Linked DNA regions of Homo sapiens: region 2 is linked to region 1. Evidence: chromatin loops called from intact Hi-C (ENCODE). Cell type or tissue: heart left ventricle. All regions are shown on one strand.

What was found. Peaks named below come from ENCODE experiments on the same cell type or tissue, not always from the same donor. Only the 100,000 strongest peaks of a DNase experiment are listed, where the experiment ranks them.
Region 2: a loop joins it to region 1, with 3 times the contacts of the local background. A loop is called at or near these places in 12 of 110 quality-filtered maps.

Annotation. Positions count from the first base shown.
Region 1 is chr21:38,730,133-38,738,132 of GRCh38, forward strand. No RefSeq gene overlaps it. Among named protein-coding and RNA genes, the nearest start is that of LINC00114, 39 kb to the right of the region's middle. In heart left ventricle, CTCF peaks have their summits at 3,936 (motif pointing right) and 4,147; DNase peaks (open chromatin) are centred at 3,959 and 4,289; H3K4me3 peaks cover 745 bases; H3K27ac peaks cover 911 bases.
Region 2 is chr21:39,069,095-39,077,094 of GRCh38, forward strand. All of the region lies in intron 3 of LINC02943 (long intergenic non-protein coding RNA 2943), which reads right to left. Among named protein-coding and RNA genes, the nearest start is that of LINC02943, 11 kb to the right of the region's middle. RefSeq lists an enhancer at 6,041-6,827. In heart left ventricle, no CTCF peak of the experiment used is centred here; no DNase peak of the experiment used is centred here; H3K27ac peaks cover 2,537 bases.

The DNA.
Region 1 (8,000 bases):
AAGAAAGAGACACGAACCAAGTGACACCCAACTGGCAGAGATACCACAGCTTGAAATGTCACCTCTCCGCCCACCAACTCCACCCCAGCCCCTGGCCACCCACAGACTCTCTTGCAAAGCAAACACAGCATACTATGTCTTCAGCGATTCCAGAAACTTCGCCTCTTGGAACCTGCCGGAACATTTCCAAATCATGGCCAAATTATAATTTCTCTCACCCACACAGTCACCAAATGACCCATGTGATGAGGAATTTGCTATCCATGGCAGACAAGATCCAACACCAATAAAATGTCCTGGCCCCGGGCTGTTCAAAGGAAAGCCTCTGTTTTTAAACCTCGTATTAAAAATAAATACATAAAGTTGACAGCTGTCAGCAAGACGTACGTGAACTAGAAACTCAGGTCATTGTCTTTTGCCTTTTTCTTAAAACAAGATGGGGTTTCTGTCCTCTATTGTGATTTGAGCCACAGCAGAGGGACCACAGCTTGTTTTAGGATTGCAGTCAAAGCTATCACTGGAAGAACAATTTGTATTGCTATGCCAAAGCTGGGCTGCATATTAAAATATTCCCACTTCTCCTTTTGTAACTTGGAGTTTCTCATTTCTTTTTCCAAATGTCTATCAAAAATAATCTTTTTTTAAAAGAATAGCAACTTAGCCCTTGAATCATTAATTTTATTTTTTTCAATCTACTTTAAATATATATATATATTTAAATGTAGAGATTGTCTTAGTCCGTTCAGGCTGCTATAATGAAGTATCATAGACTGGGTGGCTCATACACAACAGAACTTTATTTCTCACAGCCTCGGAGGCTGGAAGTTGGAGATCAGGCTGCTGGTATGGTTGGTTGGGTTCTGGTGAGGGCTCCCTTCCAGGTTGCAGATGGCTGCCAACTTCTCATTGCATCCTCGCACGGTAGAAAGAGAACTACCAAGTTCTCTGGCCTCTTCTTATTAAGATGCTAATCCCATTTATGAGGGCTCCACCCTCATGACCTCCCAAAGCTCCCAGTACCAAGTACCATCATCTTGGGATTAGAGTTTCAACATATACATTTTGAGGGGAACATAAATATTCAGTCCATTGCAGATATAATGCATTAATTCTGTTTTCATCATCCACTTTGGAAACAGATATATTCAAAGATAGATATAATGCATAAGTTTCCAATTCCCTTTTTTTTTTCTTTTTTTGAGACGGAGTTTCACTCTTGTTGCCCAGGCTGGAGTGCAATGGTGTGAACTACGGCTCACCGCAACCTCTGCCTCCTGGGTTCAAGCAATTCTCCTGCCTCAGCCTCCTGAGCAGCTGGGATTACAGGCATGTGCCACCACACTAGGCTAATTTTTTATGTATTTTTAGTACAGACGGGGTTTCTCCATTTTGGTCAGGGTGGTCTCAAACTCCCAACCTCAGGTGATCTACCTGCCTTGGCCTCCCAAAGTGCTGGGATTACAGGCGTGAGCCACCGCGCCTGGCTCCAATTCTTTTTTAATTGGTTAGGATCAACTACATAAAGAGCAGCAAACTTCTGTAACTAAATGCAGGGTTTTACGGAGCTTGAGAGGTCTCTACAATTTGTTATCTTTTAGATATTTAGATTTTTTTTCCTTTTAATCTTTATACTCTTATTTCGAACTTTCATTTAATTTTTTAGTTGAAATGAAAGTTAGACTTAACTGCAAACACTTTAAGATGAGCTCAGTTTCCTGCTCACATATTGTCTTCAGAACCCCATTCCCCACCGGCATCTGATGCCCAGCCAATTCTCGGTACACATTTGTCATCTGTTTAGCAAAGAAGAAAGCCTCACAGATGTGAAGTGACTTACCTAGGCTGCATCATAAGACTGACAGAGGCAGGGCCAGAACCTTCTTCTGAATCAAATCCCGTCCCAACCTCCCTACCCAGAGAGAAAGCCTAGCTAAATTGCTAAATTACCTGCAGGCCAGGCCCTATTCCAGCTGCATGCAATTCTTTTTTTTTTTTTTTTTTTTTTTTGCCTTGCAATGCACTGGGGGCCATGTTAAGAACATCCTTAGTTCGGTACAACTTTAGACTGGTGGGTTGTTGTCTAGAAAATATTTTTTCTACTAGAAAATTATTTGTTCAAGCTTTGGGAGAACTTGCAAAAAACATTTTCAACTTTGTTTAAAAATCATAGTTAATGCTTCAAAACCCAACCCATGTCCTAATTCCAGTCCTCTCCTCTCTAGAGGAGAGCGTAGGGCTTTTCCTTTCCACCCTGCTGCCCAACCAGTAGCCAGGACCCTTCCCTGGAGAGGTCACCTGCCCACCATCCTGTCCCCTTCAACCCCCAAGTGCAAAGTCACCAGGTGCCAGCTCCCTATACCCCTCACCCCTCACCTGCACTCTCTCCTGACGGTGACTCCTTGCAGCCCTCACTTGTACACATGGGCAGGAAAAGGGAGCCAGTTCCTTGGGCATAGGGCTGCCCCCTAGGCAGAAAGATAAAGATCCACGCCCTATTCACCCCACCTCTGCCCAGTCCAAGGGAAGCCATCATCAACCTTCCACCATCTCCTTGGCAAACTCCAATTTTTTAACCCACACACCCAATATCTATTAAAATATTGATTTGTTTTGTAAATAATATACAAGTGTTCAAATAATTTTTATGTGTCCTATAAAAATAAAAGTACTGAAATTTGAGATAAAAATAGGTATGAAGAGAAATCCTAATATTTTCTTTCAGCACCCCCAGGAGACTGCTTACAGAGGTATTTGCTCGCACACATACACACACTCCTTGAGGTGTGCACACTCTTCTCAGAACCTTTCCATCCAGCGTGTTCTGGAGCCTGGGTCTGTAGCATCAGTGCTCTGCGTCGACCACTGGGGAGTGGGGAGGGGTGGGCACCCATCAAACAAGCACTTTAGGCACACTTCACCCATCCTGTCCACCATGGACAGAATGCTAGAGGAAAAAAATTTTCTCATGTTTTTTGCCTGTATCTGCTTTTGTATTTTTACATTACCAAAGCCCATCCTACTCAGCCTTTAGAATTCTAAAGAATACAATTTATGTAATGTATAGCTGAGGGTATAGGATGGCGCTCAGTTCAGTATCTTTGTGTTTCCTTTTCCCTTTCTTAAAAACAGGGCTTTGCTGTGTCACCGAGGCTGGAGGGCAGTGGCGTGATCATGGTTCACTGCAACCTCGAATTTCTGGGCTCTAGCCATCCTCCCTCCTCAGCCTCCTGAGTAGCTGGAACTACAGGTGCATGCCATCAGACTCAGTTATTTTTAAAATTATATTTGTAGAGACAGGGTCTTGCTCAGGGTGATCTCAAACTCCTGGGCTCAAGCCATCCTCCTACCTCAGTCTCCTAAAGTGCTGGAATTACAGGAGTGAGCCACCATGCCCAGCCTCAGTATATTTTTTTGTTTTGTTTTGTTTTGTTTTGTTTTGTTTTGTTTTGTTTTGAGACGCAGTCTCGCTCTGTCGCCCAGGCTGGAATGCAGTGGCACAATCTCGGCTCACTGCAACCTCCACCTCCCGGGTTCAAGCGATTATCCTGCGTCAGCCTCGCGAGTAGCTGGGATTACAGGCGCACGCCACCAAACCCGGCTAATTTTTGTATTTTTAGTAGAGACGGGGTTTCACCATGTTGGCCAGGATGGTCTCGAACTCCTGACCTCGTGATCCGCCCGCCTTGGCCTCCCAAAGTGCTGGGATTACAGGTGTGAGCCACTGTGCCGGGCCAGCCTCAGTATTTTTAAACCCAAATTATTGCCAGAGAAATTGGTATATTTATTCAGATGAAAAATACTTGCATTAGTAAGCGAAAATATCTGTCATCGTCACTTTACAGAAAATGGAAAAGGATGAGGATTGCACAAAAACTAGAAATTCCATCCCGGGTGTTTTTCCTCCTCAGCAACGGGCACAGGTCGTTCCAGTTTTGGCCAGGCGGTGGCGCTCGAGGCAAACGGTGTCATGAAACGGTCACTGGATGCACTGACCCTGAAGATGCTCTCAAAGCACGAGTCCGTTCATCAGAGAGTGGACTTGACACCCATCAGAAACATTCCCGGAGTGCGTTGGTGTGAAGGTGCGAGGAGAGTCGGGGAAGCATCCCGAAGCCCTGCTAGGCGAATGGGTACTGCTGAGATTACAGGGTCAGCACAAAGCAGAATACAGGACCCGAAAATAACAGCTGCACCGGAAGAATACTTGACCACTGTTTAAGAAGGAATTTGACGAAGAGCAGTCACCGAGTGCAGCCCTGGGCCGGCTAAAGGAAAAGAAAAAAAATCACTCAACTGCCGCTCGGCGGCGGGAATGCCAGGCGGGTCAGAGAAGGGAAACAGGGTGCTTTGCAGCCGCGGTGCAGGCGCAGGGCAACCCCCTGCCCAGCACTGAAGTCTAGAGCAGGCTCTGCGGGTAAATAGGAGAAAATCCTAGTGAGCCTTATTGTGATTCAACATTTAGAATTTTCCCCCAGTTCTGACCTTGAGATTTAATAAAAGGCGTTTTCAAGTTACACTGGTTCTCTTTTCATATGGAAATGAATTTGGGGTGATTGTTTTCACTGGTGTCTTATTACTTTACGAAATTATGAGCACCCCTTTGCAAGGAAAAATACCTTCTGTCCTTTGGATTGCTGGTTAAATACGGGTAATTTTCATTCCTATTTAAATCAACTTGAAAAAACAAAAGGAGGCCACGTAGGCAAAAGTTCGTTTTGAGGAAGGAAGTTCTCCTAAAAGCTAGGGTAAGTAGATTTTGCTTCAATCTGCATATTTTTCAAGGAAAGACTTTTAAAACGAAATGTTTCTAAAACCTGAAATTTTAAAGGCAAATACATAGTCTTTTTAATAAAGCAAAGCATATTCTGCATTCCCACCTTTTACGAGAATAAAATAAAATATCTAGAGACAAATACATTTGGATTTGTGAAAGGAAAATAAATATTGGGACCACAAAATCACTAAGCTAAAGAGAAAAGTCAAGCTGGAAACTGCTTAGGTCAAACCTGCCTCCCATCCCTCTGCTTGCTAAGATGAATGCATATCTGCTTGCCTCATTTTAAAAAGTTAATCAGAAACTCAAAAGAGGCAATCATTTGTCTCTTTTTTTTTTTTAGATGGAGTTTCACTCTTGTTGCCCAGGCTGGGGTGCAGGGGCGCTATCTCGGCTCACTGCAACCTCCACCTTCCACTTTCAAGCCATTCTCCTGCCTCAGCCTCCTGAGTAGCTGGGATTACAGGTGCACACCACCACACCTGGCTAATTTTTGTATTTTTAGTAGAGATGGGATTTCACCATGTTGGCCAGGCTGGTCTCGAACTCCTGACCTCGTGATCCTCCTGCCTCAGCCTCCCAAAGTGCTGGGATTACAGGCATTAGCCACCACACCTGCTCATTTGTCTCTTAACTACCTGTGACATGGAAGCCCTGTCTCTGCTTCAAGTTGTCCTGCCTTTCCAGACCGAACCAAGATACATTTTACATATGTTGATCAATGTCTCATGTCTCCCTAAAATGTATAAACCCAAGCTATTGCCCCGACCACCTTGAACACATGTCGTCAGGACTTCCTGAGGCTGTATCACTGGTGCAAATCCTTATCTATCGCAAAATAAACTTCCTAAATTGACTGAGACTTATCTCAGATAGTTGGGGTTCATAGGTTCATTTTCAATTTCTAGAGAACCTCTAATGGAGTCATAATTATAAAAGTCTCATTCCATTTCTTGGAAATTTGGGGACAGACAGAGAGAGAAGATTATGATTTACAATGGGGCAATAAGGAAGAATAATGGAAAAAAAAAAGAAAAGAAAAGATCAGCATCCCCTTCAGGAATAACTATGTTTTATGAGGCTGAGCCATGAAGCAACTAACAGAATCATATCCCACACCTCTCCCAGTAATGCCCAAGTTCAAGACAAGCTTTGCAGTAAGAGCACCTGAGTCTGTCATTTCATGTCCTATTTTTCTGTTTCATTTTGTACCAGTCCCTGGAAAATTCTCTGTGACTTCCTTTTCCAGCACATAAGGGCTCATGTCTCTGAGAGAAGCCAAGTCCTATCCTCTCCAGATAGAATGAAAAACTAGGACTCCTCCCTACCACCCATTCAGCCCATGTGCACAGGAATTCTCTTCCTTCACTCAACTTTCCCACAACCCCCAGAGCATATGTGGATGTTGGGTTGTTATCTATTAATTGTGTGATTTGGAAAAGGGCAGCAAAATGGAAAGCATATTCCTCAAATGTGTCCTGGGGAGCTGCTTGAAAAACACCTACACAGAAAGTACAATTGACGCTCTATTTTTTCCAGCTGCACCCCTTCTTCACAACAGATGTACACTTTGGTGAAATACTGCTGGTCTGTAAAAAGGAAAGGTTTATTTCTAAAACAGTGTAGTCATTCTCTCCAAAGTTATACCATAACCCAATTTAAAATAGGGTGGGAAGCAACCCACTGAAATTTTGAACCAGCTCTAAATTAGAGTCCAGAAAAACAAATGCCTAAATAGTTAATTACGGAAAGTCCATCCAGGCTTTGGATATCATGTACAGATCTTTCTATTTTCTTCCAAATAAAGAATAATGAAAAGAAATCAGCGGTAGAGCATTTCTGATTAAATACCCAGAATAAATACTCTATGTAAAAAAGACAGTGTAGATTCAGTGGTAGAGAATACAGTTTCTGGAAGTAGATTTCGTAGGTCCAAATCCCAACACTTCAATTTACTAGAGTGGTGACCTTGGGCAAGTCATTCAACCTTTCGGTGACTCAATTTCCTAACCTCCAAAGTAGACATAAGAAAATTGCCTCTTGAGATAGCTGTGTGGTATGGGTTGATACTTGTGAAGTATTTGGGATAGGTTCTGTGCTAGGAAAATATAAACTGCTCAGCGTATTTTACCATATTATTGTTCCTTTTAACTGATCACTTTTTCTCAACACACAGGTAAAATACTTTACTTTCATCATGTTTCAACAGCCACGTCTAAAATACCATGTTCTGTAGGGTTTTCAAAACTGTATGTCACTTCACTAGCAAGAAGGGTAAAATGGCTATATGATTTGGAGACGTTCCATACAATAAGCATAAAACTGTTAATATTTTTAATATGTTTTGATGTTCTTGGAAACAATCTAAATATCCTACAACAGGGAAATAGGAAACGGTTAAGAAAGTTATGGAAGACGGCCATATGTTATGGGCGCACTGGCTCAAATCTATAATCCTAGCACTTTGAGAGGCCCAGGTGGGTGGATTACTTGAGGTCGGAAGTTCTAGACCAGCCTGGCCAATATGGTGAAACCCCGTCTCTACTAAAAATACAAAAATTAGCCAGGTGTGGTGGCACGCACCTGTAATCCCAGCTACTTGGGAGACTGAGGCAGGAGAATTGCTTCAACCTGGGAGGCAGAGGTTGCGGTGAGCCAAGATCTCACCACTGCACTCCAGACCAGGCAACAGAGCAAGACTACATCTCAAAAAAAAAAAAGAAAGAAAGAAAGAAAAAGAAAAAATAAAAAAAAAAAGAAAAGAAGTTGCAGAAGGGGCAGAGGATTTAAATAATACAAATAAATGCTTGTGGTGTGTCAAGTGAAGCAAAAAGTGTAAATATTTTACAAGTGGTAAACTCTCAGATTATAAAATGGATAGGGATCGACTGAAAGTAATATGCTAAAATGCTACTAATGGCTTCTGCAAGTGGTGGAAAGTGGGTACTTTTTGTTTTCTCAGTTCTACTTTTACTGACTTGCCAAATTTTTCACAAGATTGACTGAGCACTTACTCTGGGCAAAGCACAGCTCTAAGTGTTTCACATGTGTTAGTCCATTTGTGCTGCTATAATAAAACACCACAGACTGAATAATGTATAAAGAACAGAAATTTACTTCTCATGGTTCTGAAGGCTGGAACGTCCAAGACGGAGGTGCTGGCGGGTTTGGTGTCCAGTAAGGGCTCCTCTCTTGGCTTCCAAGATGGTGCCTTGTTGCTTTCTCT
Region 2 (8,000 bases), 340 kb after region 1:
TAGACAAACAGAGAGCCAAATCATGAGTGAACTTCCATTCATAATTGCTACAAAAAGGATTAAATACCTAGGAATACAACTTACAAGGGACGTGAAGGATCTCTTCAAGGAAAACTACAAACCACTTCTCAAGGAAATAAGAGAGGACACAAACAAATGGAAAAACATTCCATGCTCATGGATAGGAAGAATCGATATTGTGAAAATGGCCATACTGCCCGAAGTAATTTATAGATTTAATGCTATCCCCATCAAGCTACCAATGACTTTCTTCACAGAATTAGAAAAAACTACTTTAAACTTCATATGGAACCAAAAAAGGGTCTGTATAGCCAAGACAATCCTCAGCAAAAAGAACAAAGCTGGAGGCATCATGCTACCTAACTTCAAACTATACTACAAGGCTACAGTAACCAAAACAGCATGGTACTGGTACCAAAACAGATATATAGACCAATGGAACAGAACAGAGGCCTCAGAAATAATGCCACACATCTACAACCATCTGACCTTTGACAAACCTGACAAAAACAAGCAATGGGGAGAGGGTTCCCTATTTAATAAATGGTGTTGGGAAAACTGGCTAACCATATGCAGAAAACTGAAAGTGGACCCCTTCCTTACACCTTATACAAAAATTAACCCAAGATGGATTAAAGACTTAAATGTAAGACCTAAAACCATAAAAACCCTAGAAGAAAACCTAGGCAATACCATTCAGGACATAGGCATGGGCAAAGACTTCATGGCTAAAACACCAAAAGCAATGGCAACAAAAGCCAAAATTGACAAATGGGATCTAATTAAACTAAAGAGCTTCCACACAGCAAAAGAAACTATCAGCAGAGTGAATGGGCAACCTACAGAATAGGAGAAAATTTTTGCAATCTACCATATGACAAAGGGCTAATATCCAGAATCTACAAAGAACTTAAACAAATTTACACGAAACAAACAACCCCATTGAACAGTGGGCAAAGGATATGAACAGACACTTCTCAAAAGAAGACATTTATGCAGCCAGCAACATGAAAAAAAACTCATCATCACTGGTCATTAGAGAAATGCAAATCAAAACCACAATGAGATACCATCTCACGCCAGTTAGAATGGCCATCATTAAAAAGTCAGGAAACAACAGACGCTGGAGAGGATGTGGAGAAATAGGAATGCTTTTACGCTGTTGGTGGGATTGTAAATTAGTTCAACCACTGTGGAAGACAGTGTGGTGATTCCTCAAGGATCTAGAACCAGAAATACCATTTGACCCTGCAATCCCATTACTGGGTATATAACCAAAGGATTATAAATCAGTATACTATAAAAGACACATGCACATGTATGTTTATTGCAGCACTGTTCACAATAGCAAATACTGGGAACCAACACAAATGCCCATCAATGATAGATTGGATAAAGAAAATGTAGCACATATACACCATGGAATACTAGGCAACCATAAAAAACAATAAGTTCATGTCCTTTGCAGGGACATGGATGAAGCTGGAAACCATCATTCTCAGCAAACTAACACAGGAACAGAAAACCAAACACTGCATGTTCTCACTCATAAGTGGGAGTTGAACAATGAGAACACATGGACACAGGGAGGGGAACATCACACACCAGGGCCTGTCTGGAGGTGGGGGACTAGGGGAGGGATAGCATTAGGAGAAATACCTAATGTAGATGATGGGTTGATGGGTGCGGCAAACCACCATGGCACGTGTATACCTATATAACAAACCTGCACATTCTGCACAGGTATCCCAGAACTTAAAGTATAATTTAAAACACACACACACACAAGATTTCAAAGATAGAATGAGACAAAGAAGATAAAATTGTTCACTAATCATTTTTATATCAAATATATGATGAGATGATACGAATATATTGGTTTAAATTAGCTATGGTATCAAAATTAACTTCACTGTTTTTTTTTTTACTTTAAATACTGGGATACATGTGCAGAATGTGCAGGTTTGTTACACAGGTATACACGTGCCATGGTGGTTTGCTGCATCTATCAGCCTATCATCTAGGTTTTAAGCCCCGCATGCATTAGGTATTTGTCCTAATGCTCTCCCACCCCTTGCCGCCCATCCCCCGACAGGTGTATGATGTTCCCTTTCCTGTGTCCATGTGTTCTCATTGTTCAACTCCACTTAAGAGTGAGAAAATTCAGTGTTTGGTTTTCTGTTCCTGTGTTAGTCAAAGGACATGAATGAAGCTGGAAGTTCACTATTTCTTTTTTATTTTTTAACATGTGACTACAAGAAAACTTTCCATTATAAAAACACCCCATGTTTCTATTGGTCAGCACTGATCTGCAAGACTCTACAAGCTTTAAAGCTAAAATTCTTGAAAGTGCTCTTAGAAATGGTTTTATATGCTTGCCTTCTCCTTGGAAATATACACAATTTATCAACCTGCCAAAAAGGTCTTATCCATCCACCTCTTCTCACTAGGAAGTAGCAAGAGAAAGGGCTGATCAAAGCCAGATAACCTGTCCCACATAATGGCCAAGGCTTCCTTTGAATAATATCATGGTGGCTTTTGATTTTACATAGCCAATTCCAGATAAGAGAGGCCCGTCCTTGTTAAAATGACTGTTAAGTCCATTCAACATAATATTATCTAAAGACCGACTATCACTCCAATTTCTGATAAAAGCAACAAATGTGGTTAGAGTCCCAGGCTGATCTTTTGCTTGGTTAACACAATCCAGTCCATTTTTTCCTAATGATCACTTCTTTTCTTTCAGCTGAAATGTCTTTCTCATTAGCAGACATTTTTGAAGTAGAGGGGTTGTTTGTTTAAGGCTTCAAGACCAAGGCAAACATTTGTTATAAGGCTCCAAAGGAATTTGCAAATAATTTCCATCCATGATTTCCAAAGCCACAGGCTGCTTGTATAACATTTGTGCAAAATGCGTGGGCTGCTCCCATGAAGCAAGCATTGCCAGAAATGTTTACTCTGCAGGAGTAAAGCTGTGTGTTTGTCACTCTGTTTGAAAACTTCCACATGGCAGCTCAATGGGTAGAGTGTGGAATAGACACTCCATGGATGGCCACGGAACTCTCCATGCCTGTGTCCTCTGATGAGCTGCCCTTGCAGGATTTGACACCTCTTGATTCACTGTGGCTGTCACCTCTTTGAATTGTCTTCAGTTAAGACTGATCACACAAAGGCCAAGTACAGAAGGGTTCTCCAGCTCTCTAAATGCAGGCCATCCCATGAAGTTTAAGAATAGAAAAGCCCTGGACAGTCGTGGGACAATGTTATAGCATAAATTGTGTCCCCAAAAAAGATGTATTGAATTCCTAACCCCTGATATCTCAGAATGTGACCTAATTTTGGAAGTAGGGTCTTTACAGAGGTAATCAAGTTAAAATGAGGGTATTAGAGTGGGCTCTAACCTAGTATGACTGATGTCCTTATAAAAGGGGGGAATGACACAGACACAAAGGAAGAACTACATGAGGAGACACCGAGAACCATGAGAAGATTGGACTTAGGCTGTCACAGCCAAGGAATGACTGGGGCTACCAGAAGCTGGGAGAGAGGCCTGGAACAGATCTCTCCCTACGGCTCTGCAGAGCTTGGATTTGGTCTTCTCTCCTCCAGAACAGCAAGAGAATAAATCTCTCATGTTTTCAGCCACCCAGTTGGTGGCATTTTATTACAGTAGCCCCAGGACTAATACAGACTTGAATTCTAACAGTTCCCATGACTTTTGGGGTTTTTTTTTTGCCATCATTCTCACATGCCATCCCACCTTGGTCCCTTAGTATGCGTCAGTGATCTGGGGGTGACCACGTATAGTGGCAGCATCTTAAAAATGCATTCTATAGGTTGCCAGATTTAACAAATACAAATAGAGGATGCCTAGTTCAAGTTGAATTTCAGATAAACAACAGATAATTTTTAGTATAAGTATTTAGTATACTATTTGTAAGTGTTTAGTATAAGTATTTACTATAAGTAATGTCCTTCAGACATACTTATACTAAAAAGTTTTCTGTTGTTTATCTGAAATTCATGTTGAAACTGGATGTCCCGTATTTTATCTGGCAACCTAAATAATAAGCATCTTTGAAATACTCTAAACTCCCTGGAAAAGACATGTGTTTGGTGCCACGAGGCGGGCTGGGAGAATTTCCATGAGGCTGGGCCAAAACACAGGGTTCATTGCTTGGCATCAGCTCACTTCTGCTTCCACAATGAGAAGCAGAAACTTAATTCCTCCAAGGAACAATTAATTGGAGTAGAAAGCTTGATTCTTGCATTTCCCATGTAGGTCACAAATTTCTGTTGTTGCAATGTACCTAATACCTATGTTGTGGTTCAAAATGTAGCATCATCTTAATGCATGCCCATAACTGAATTGTTCCGCCTAAAATGAGTGTAATCACCCTAACCCTAAACTATTCATAACAGACAGGTGAGCTTCAGGGGTGCATGACCCACACAGCCACACAGGGCCTTGCGCTCAGGACCCCACACTTGATTCAAAACTCTGCAGTCACCGTATTAAAATTCTCAGTAATTTTTGAGCAAGGGGTTCTGCATTTTTATTTTGCACTGGGCCTCACAAACGATGTCACCGGTCCGAGGACAGGTGTACCTAATAACACGTCAGCTGCTGCACAAAATGCTTCCATCACTGAAAAGTGACAGATGCCTCAGCCTATTCTTTGCTGAACTCGCTTCTAAGCAACTAGAGCCCTTTGGCCTGGCACCTCTCCTCTGCCACGTGCTGCTGTCTCCAGCATTGCTTTAATTTAATTAGTGTCTGGCTGGTTGAAAAGACTGTTTTTGATTCTGTGTGTGCTGTATGAGCTGTTGTCTGGATTCTCTTCCAACTTGGCCTTGGGAACACCCAGTGTCGAATCTGCTGTCTTTGGCTCTGTAAGACTGTGGTTTTTAAAGGACAATTGTTGCTCATAGCAACTTGAAGGCTGGATGGAGACTTGCCTGAAGCCCCATGAACCAGCAGATTTGGGGCTATTTAATTTCCCACCAGTAGCTGATTCCAAAGGTGTGCTTGTGTGGAACCAAATCTCTCTGCCATCAGCCACATTTATTTTCTAATCTTCATTTTTTTTCCCTCCCTTCTCATGTACAGGGTTCAGCTTTCTTTCTCCTCCTCTAAGGTTTTCCTTCCGAATTCCCCTTATCCCTTTCCTTGTCCTCTCCCTGTTTGTAACCCATCCACTATTCCACATGCCCCTAGCTGACCCATTTTTTGCTCAGGTCTTTCTCCAGGGGAGAAGAACCAAAAGATGAGATTCAAATTGATTTTGCTGCTCATTAATGTCCCTTTCAAAGTTCTTGACGAGGGTGATGAAGCCAATGCCTAGGGGAAGAAATTTCAAACATTGGCTTTCCAGTTCCATTCCAGTTCCCCACCAATGTCTTCAGTGATGCCACCATGCAAAGAGCATCAGGAAAGGAGCACTGAATTCTGGCTCAAAGTCACTTCTCTGTGACTTTGGCTAAGACACTGAAACTCTCAAGATCTTGATTTCCTCATCTACAAAATAAGAGTGCTCAATTACATAATAATCTCATAGAAACCTATAATTTGCACACCAAAGTTATAACCATTAATTATCCCACAAAGCACAGCAGGAATTTTCTAAATCTGAGGCTTGTGATCCACTGTATTAGTCAGCAATTGCTGTGATAATGCTACATAACAATCCCAACTCTTGTGGCTTAGAACAACAAACATGTATTTCTTGTCTGATGGGCCAGAGATCTGATTTGGTCCAAACCCATCCAAGGATGTCTCTATAGCCCCAGCATGCTCCAAAACACACATGACCCTTGAAGACAGGGAGCCCTGACCTTGTTCTTGGTCCTCTCATTGGTGAGTCCAGTTGGATCTGTTTGTCTCCTATCAGGGAATCTACCCCGATATTCATGTAGGTTCTTTTCTATTTTCCCTAAGCATTGGCCAGCTTGAGAAATAAAGGGACAGAGTACAAAAGAGAGAAATTTTAAAGCTGGGCACCCGGGGGAGACATCACACGTTGGTAGGATCTGTGATGCCCCACAAGCCACAAAAACCAGCAAGTTTTTATTAGAGATTTTCAAAAGGGGAGGGAGTGTGTGAATAGGTGTGGGTCACAGACATCAAGTACTTTACAAGGTAATAGAATATCACAAGGCAAGTGGAGGCAGGGCAAGATCACAGGACCACAGGACCGAGGTGAAATCAAATTGCTAATGAAGTTTCAGGCACCATTGTCATTGATAACATCTCATCAGGAGACAGGGTTTTGAGATCAACTGGTCTGACCAAAATTTATTAGGCAGGAATTTCCTCTTCCTAATAAGCCTGGGAGCGCTATGGGAGACTGGAGTCTATTTCATCTCTGCAGCCTTGACCATAAGAGATGGCTATGCCCAGGGGGGCCAGTTTAGAGACCTACCTGCAGGCGCACATTCTCTTTCTCAGGGATGTTCCATGCTGAGAAAAAGAATTCAGCGGTATTTCTCCCATTTGCTTTTGAAAGAAGAGAAATATGGCTCTGTTCTGCTCAGCTCACCGGCAGTCAGAGTTTAAGGTTATCTCTCTTGTTTCCTAAACATTGCTGTTACCTTGTTCTTTTTGAAGGTGCCCAGATTTCATATTGTTTAAACACACATGCTCTACAATTTGTGCAGTTAATGCAATTATCACATGGTCCTGAGGTGACATACATCCTCCTCGGCTGACAGGATTAAGAGACTAAAGTAAAGACAGGCACAGGAAATCACAAGGGTATTGATTGGGGAAGTGATAAATGTCCATGAAATCTTCACAACTTATGTTTAGAGACTGCAGTAAAGACAGGCATAAGAAATATAAAAGTATTAATTTGGGGAACTAATAAATGTCCATGAAATCTTCACAATCCACGTTCTTCTGCCATGGCTTCAGCCGGTCCCTCCGTTTGGGGTCCCTGACTTCCCGCAACAGTCTCCTTGGGATTTTGATTTGTCTTTGATCAAGAAGGGTTAGGCTTGTGCAAACGGTGGTATACCTACAATCTCAATTGTCGACGTTTGCCAGACAACGGCTTTGCTCGGGGCCTGGGGCATTGGCCACAAATCTGTTCAATTAATACCAATTGACCAAATAACCAAGATGTTATATTGGCCAAACTAACAGACTGCAGTGTTTTACAGGATTGCTTAAGAACTTTAACAGAAATGTTTTAACATTAACAAGAATTTGGTTTCGATTAATAGATATATAGAAACACATATTTTATCATCAGTAACTAAAATTGTAGTATTTAGCATTGAAGTTGTTTATATTATGCTAACATCTAAGAGACCAAAAAATAAGCTAATTGATTGGCCTGATGAATAGATTTTAACCCAAGACACCATGTACAGTTGCAAAGGCTGTGCACTATACCACCTCAAGAACTCTATGTGCATAGCCATGATGTGAGTGTGCCTCCAAAACTGCATAGCACAGCAACCATGGCTTCAACAAATTCACTCCTCCTCAACCTAAGACCCCTGTCTTCATATTAATTGCCCATTTCTCTGTGACCATGGACTTTTTCTCTGGTTCCCCAGAGAAAAAGAGAGATGACTTTTTCTCATTCCCCAAAGCCATCACCATCCTGTCCTTTTCAGAACCCCATAACAAGACCCTCTTTGTTAATGCATTTCCATTCTGTTCTCTGACTCCCCTGCCTGCTTACACCCAACCCCACTCTGCCAAGAAATGTATGCACATCCTAATGCAGACATGTTGTGCAAACAAGTCTTTTACCTAAGAACTACTGCAGGTGCAGGAATCCAGCACCATGAAGGTTGGAATGGGGAAGTTTACCAGCAGCAGATGGGGCATACCTGATGGAGAAATTCCAAAGAGGGATAATAAGACTCTGCCTGCCTCCTTCATGGAAATATACTCTGAGGTGGAAATGTACACAGTGTTCCCATAAGGGGCTTAGAACCATCATAAATGCATTATGCACAGATACAGC